Regions from separate parts of the Homo sapiens genome. Here region 1 is linked to region 2. A link is an interaction called in ENCODE POLR2A ChIA-PET data of the cell type or tissue named here. Cell type or tissue: A673. All regions are shown on one strand. Links, peaks and the distances in the headings refer to the core of each region. The heading gives the core; the rest is flanking DNA. Region 1 holds the start of LOC124902760 (a long non-coding RNA gene). Region 2 overlaps ZBTB16 (zinc finger and BTB domain containing 16).

The links. Peaks named below come from ENCODE experiments on the same cell type or tissue, not always from the same donor. Only the 100,000 strongest peaks of a DNase experiment are listed, where the experiment ranks them.
Region 1: POLR2A ChIA-PET joins it to region 2 with 10 read pairs; 2 of 35 experiments call an interaction of 5 or more read pairs at or near these places.

The regions. Positions count from the first base shown.
Region 1 is chr11:114,015,364-114,018,275 of GRCh38, forward strand. It overlaps LOC124902760 (a long non-coding RNA gene), which reads right to left and starts at 2,714. Exons shown (of 2, transcript XR_007062895.1): 1 at 2,501-2,714. LOC124902759 (a long non-coding RNA gene) reads left to right here. Exons shown (of 2, transcript XR_007062894.1): 1 at 1-130; 2 at 1,592-1,916. In A673, for the core only: no CTCF peak of the experiment used is centred there; no DNase peak of the experiment used is centred there.
Region 2 is chr11:114,069,919-114,072,830 of GRCh38, forward strand. All of the region lies in intron 2 of ZBTB16 (zinc finger and BTB domain containing 16), which reads left to right. Among named protein-coding and RNA genes, the nearest start is that of ZBTB16, 12 kb to the left of the region's middle. In A673, for the core only: no CTCF peak of the experiment used is centred there; no DNase peak of the experiment used is centred there.

The DNA.
Region 1 (2,912 bases), core at 229-2,728, 54 kb before region 2:
TTCTGAACCTCCCAGAAGGCAGCCACGTGGCACCACCTGCACTGCCTGCAGCTTCTGTTGCACCTGGGGCAGAGCTACGCTTGGCTGCTGACACCTATGAGAAGGCAGGCATGGTGGACCTTCCGCAAAGGTGGGATCAGTCATTAACAACGGATTCACGAATGTGGGTGAAGGCTTTTTAAGATGTCAGGAGCTCTTGGGGAAGCATCTTTGCAAGGATCTTTGGGTGGGGAATCAGAGCTAATAAAATTGATATTTGGCTGGGCATGGTGGCTTACACTTGTAATCCCAGCACGTTGAGAGGCTGAGGTGGGCAGATTCACTCGAGGTCAGTCAGGAGTTCGAGATCAGCCTGGCCAACATGATGAAACCCTGTCCCTACTAAAAATACAATAATTAGCCAGGTGTGGTGGCAGGCACCTGTAATCCCAGCTACTTGGGAGACTGAGGCAGGAAAATTGCTTGAACCCAGGAGGCAGTGAGCCAAGATCACACCATTGTACTCCAGCCTGGGTGACAAAACAGGACTCTGTCTCAGGAAAAAAAAAAATTGATATTTCCCTGTGAATGTGCTAACATTTGTTCTTATGAACTGGTGAGATGAAGGGACAGCCAGCTGACACTGTCACAGTAAAAGCAACCATCTCTCACTTATTCTCCTCAAGCTAAAACCCAGATGTTTTCATAGACTCTCTCTCTCCTTCATCTTTCAAAATTAATTGGTTCTTAACTCCTGTTCAACTTTTTTTTTTTTTGAGACAGAGTTTCAGTCTTGTTGCCCAGGCTGGAGTGCAATGGTGCGATCTCGGCTCACTGCATGCTCCGCCTTCCGGTTTCAAGCGATCCTCCTGCCTCAGTCTCCCGAGTAGCTGGGATTACAGGCACGGGCCACCACGCCCAGCTAATTTTTGTATTTTTAGTAGAGACGGGGTTTCACCATGTTGGCCAGGCTGGTCTCAAACTCCTGACCTTGTGATCTGCCCACCTCGGCCTCCCAAAGTGCTGGGATTACAGGCGTGAGCCACCGCGCCCAGCCCTCAACTTTTTTGACACTTTTCTAATCTATAATTATTGTGTAGCTGTGGCTACTGTGCTTGTTCAAGCCCTGTCATTTCTCTCTTGATGTGACATTTATTTGTCAACTTGACAGAGCCATAGGTGTCCTGATATTTGGTTAAACATTATTATGGGTTTTTGAATGAGATTAAGATTTGAATCTGTAGGCCAGGCACGGTGGCTCACGTCTGTAATCCCAGGACTTTGGGAGGCCAAGGCGGGCAGATCACCTGAGGTCAGGAGTTCAAGACCAGCCTGGCCAACATGGTGAAACCCTGTCTCTACTAAAAATTCAAAAATTAGCTGGGCATGGTGGCGTGCACCTGTAATCCCAGCTACTTGGAAGGTTGAGACAGGAGAATCGCTGGAACCCAAGAGGTGGAGGTTAAAGTGGTAGTGAGCTGAGATCACGTACTCCAGCCTGGGTGACAGAGCAAGACTCTGTCCCCTACCCCGAAAAAAAGGATTTAAATCTGTAGACTGAGTAAAGCAGAGAGAGTGTCCTCCCTAATGTGGGTTAACCTCATTCCATCAGCTGAAGGCCTGAATAGAACAAAAAGGCTCACCGTCCCATGAATAGAGAGAACTCCTCCTGCCTGACTGCTGTGAGCTGGGACATCCATTGTTTTCTGTTTTTTGGATTTGAACTGAAACATCAGCTCTTCCTTGATCCTGAACCTGCTGGCTTTCTGACCGGAACTTGCACCAACAGCTCTCCTAGTTCTCAGGCCTTTGGACTTGGACTGGAATTACACCATCAAATCTCCTGGGTCTCCAGCTTGCCATCTGCAGATCTTGGAACTTCTTAACCTCCACATCCTGTGAGCCAATTCCTTATAATAAATCTCTTTATAAATATATACATCCATCCTATTGGTCTGTTTCTCTGGAGAACCCTGATACACTTGGATCACTGCAGTAGCCTCCTGAATAGTCTCCCTGTGTTACTAAGCCACTTGGCCTTCCACATTACTTTCAGAGTGATCTTCCCAAAACATAACCTGAATATGCGTTTTTTTGTTTTTTTTTTTTTTTGAGACATAGTCTCACTCTGCCACCCAGGATGGAGTGCAGTGGTGCGATCTCGGCTTACTGCAACCTCCGCCTCCCGAGTTCCAGCGATTCTTGTGCCTCAGCCTCCTGAGTAGTTGGGATTACAGGCATGTGCCACCATGCCCAGCTAATTTTTGTATTTTTAGTAGAGATGGGGTTTCACCATGTTGGCCAGGGTGGTCTCGAATTCCTGACCTCAAATGATTTGCCTGCCTCGGTCTCACAAAATGTTGAAATTATAGGCATGAGACACCACGCCTGGCCCTGAATATGACTTTTTTATGTCTAGCTCCTTTCAATGACTTCCCATGCTTCCATGATAACATCAAAACTCTTTGGCATCTCCACAAATTCCTTCATGACTAACCACTATCCTATGCCCTTCTCTTACCTCTGTCCACATGAATAAATTCCAGTCTCACTGAACTGCCAGCAGTTCTTCAAAAGGGCCTGGCCACCTCTTCCCTTTTGGAGTTTGCTCAAACTCTTCCTCCTGCCTGGAATGCCTGGGCAGGACATGGCCCATAGCTGGTCTACGGGCTTGACAGCCTGACTCAGAGCCTGCAAGGGCAACTAACTTTTATTCCAGTTCTATACACTGAGTTCAGGAGTGAGTATGACCAGGCTGTGTTGGAGAGTCAGGATCAGGTTTTCATTATGACCTAATGTATTGTGTGCAAACTGGAGCCTGCATACTACTCTAAGATGATCATGCACTCGGTGACCCCAGGTGTGGGGGTCTTTGGCAATAATGTGGCGTGGGTCATGTGCTGAATGTTCCAGCCTTGTGTGTAGGTATGGAT
Region 2 (2,912 bases), core at 93-2,592:
TGCAGTAAACTCATTTAGTGGCAAAACCTGATCTGAACTGATGTGAGGCTATATTTATCCTGCTTAGTTTGAATATTCATATGTTTTGCTGCAAAAATATTAATGTGTTTGATTACAGAGTGCTGCCCTAGACTCTGCTGGGGCTGTTAAACACGATAGGTGTCAGAGTACCTTTCTTTTTTTTTTTTTTTTTTTTTTTTTGAGACGGAGTCTCGCTCTGTCGCCCAGGTCGGACTGCGGACTGCAGTGGCGCAATCTCGGCTCACTGCAAGCTCCGCTTCCCGGGTTCACGCCATTCTCCTGCCTCAGCCTCCCGAGTAGCTGGGACTACAGGCGCCCGCCACCGCGCCCGGCTAATTTTTTGTATTTTTAGTAGAGACGGGGTTTCACCTTGTTAGCCAGGATGGTCTCGATCTCCTGACCTCATGATCCACCCGCCTCGGCCTCCCAAAGTGCTGGGATTACAGGCGTGAGCCACCGCGCCCGGCCCAGAGTACCTTTCTAAAGTCTGAACAGTTTTGGTCGTTGAAGCACCTGAAGGTTTTGGATAAGGGATTATGAACGATTATCATTCTCTATTGACAAATGAGGAAAATGAGATTTGGAGCAAGTAAGTGACTTCCCATGGTCACACAGCTATAAATGGGTAGAACCAGGCACTCAGCTTGCCTTCTAATTCACAGTCCTGGGCGCTCTGCACCAGGCCATATAAGAACATGAGCATTGCTCTTCTGGGTCAAATCCATCTGACCTAGTCTTTGGTTGCCATCACCATGCCTAAGATACCACCATTGGAGGCTACAACCATCTTCCTTGACGTCAATCCTAAAGGTCAGGTGTAGCTTCTCTTAGTAGCTATTTATGGCTGCCTTGTCATTCACAGATTTGCCAAAATCCTTTTTGAATCCATTTCCATTTCCAGGAAGTATCCTTTTTAGGGGTGATGAATGACAAGTTTATAATCTCCTGGGCTCCTGGAAATCTGGTCTTTTGGAGAGAGGTTGTTGGTTGTGAAGATAGGAAGATGGCAGAAGGCTTTGTAGTGGTGAGGCCAGGTCTAGACCTAGCTCTGCGTTTTTCAGCTCTGTCACCATTGACATCGTTTTTTTCATCGTGAGCCTTAACTTCTTCATTTTTAAAACTAGGCACTTCAGTGAGCTCTTTCTGGATTGTTGCGCTCTTTAAAAAATTCTTTTATTCTTTGTGTACCCACTTATATCTTCATGAAGTCCTTTTGGTTAATTGAATTTTGCTGTTTTGGAATCTGGATTGGCAGTTCAGCCAGTTAAGTAGGGGGTCAGTTTGATTTGATTCTGTGTGTTCTGACTTTTTTTTTTTTTTTAAAATACTTTAACCTGCTTAGGGTTACTGAGCCATCTGGGATCTAGACTGAACTCTTGGAACTTTTGAAGATGATTTCCTTTATTTTATTTTCAATGGAGGAAAGTTGCCCACTCTTTCATCTCAGTGAGAAGTCCCATTTTAATTTGCCATCACTATTGGATGGAGCCGCTAATTGCTGGGAGGGAGAAAGCTATAGTTTAGCAACACGTTTTCCTCCTGCTCGTTCTAGGAAAACTATTATGAATCTTTAAAATAGTGATTATCCTAAACTGTTAAAATCAAATTCTATTCACAGCTCTTTGATTTCTTGCTAATTCAGGAGAGAAACTTTTCCAATCACTTTAATTTTTTTTATTAATTTAAAGCAAGCCCTGCTGAAAGCCCAAGTATATATGACTTAGAGTCTTACTAAATGAATACAGGTGTGCCTCAGTTTGTCCATTGGAGGGTTTCTGAATTTTCCATAACTAAAGATTTTCTATTCTGTTTTGGCTGGGTGTGTGGGGTGAAAGCTCTTACTCTCTGGCAGTTATTTAAGTAGTAAGAAATTTGCTACAACTCTTCCCCACCCCCACGTTTTACAGATAGGAAATGAGCACTTTGACTGTCCAGGTCAGACTTCTGATTTTGCTACTTACTAACTGTGACAGTGGTTGTGTTACTTAACTTCTGTGTGCCTGTTTGCTCATTTGTGAAACAGAAATAATAGTAGTACCTACTTCATTGGGTTGTTATAAGGATTCATCAGAAAATATTTATCCTGTGTGAGGAACGGTGGCACAAAGTAAGTGCTCCATAAGTGTTTGCTAGGGTATTTTTCTTGTCATTGTGTGAAGTAGGTCATGCTAGCCATGCAGGGTGAAAAATGTGTTCATGTTGGTCCAGATCCTGCTTTCTCCCTGAGACCGTTCTTCCGCATAGGCGTCAATCCGTACAGTGCTGTAAAACTGCTGCCTCGGGCACCTCATGTTTGGGGCTGAGACATTGCTTCTGCGTCTTCCCCAGAAGCTGATCTCTTGTACTGTGGTGGCCAGGGTACTCTTTGTCCCATTGACCTGAGGCCTGGTGAGTCATTCCAGTTCTCGTTTAAATTTAGCCGGGCAGCGCTCCACTGCCATCGGGTCCAAATGCCGGGGAGGCTCACTGATGCGGTGTCCTGTTGCCTGTGCACGTGGCCAGGCGTGCACATCACTGTGCTTATGAGAGAGATGAAGAGCACAGATACCACCTTACTGATGGGGGTCCTGGGGCTGGGCTTGTGGGTGTTGGGGGTTCCAGAGCTCCTTCCCTTTCCTGCCTGTCAGTGCAGGATGCTTCTAAAATGTGGACTCAGCAGACATTGTTTTGAGTGCTTGCTACATGTCAGATTCTGTGCTAAGTGCACTCACAGCCAGCATCTCTGTAAGACCTCTAGCTGTCCTGTAAGGTGGGTATCAGTTTCACATTCTCAGATGGGCGGAGAGAAGCCCAAGAGGTTAGTGGACTTTTCTCTAGTAAAGAGTTGTACAGGCCGGGCGCAGTGGCTCATGCCTGTAATCCCAGCACTTTGGGAGGCCGAGGCGGGCGGA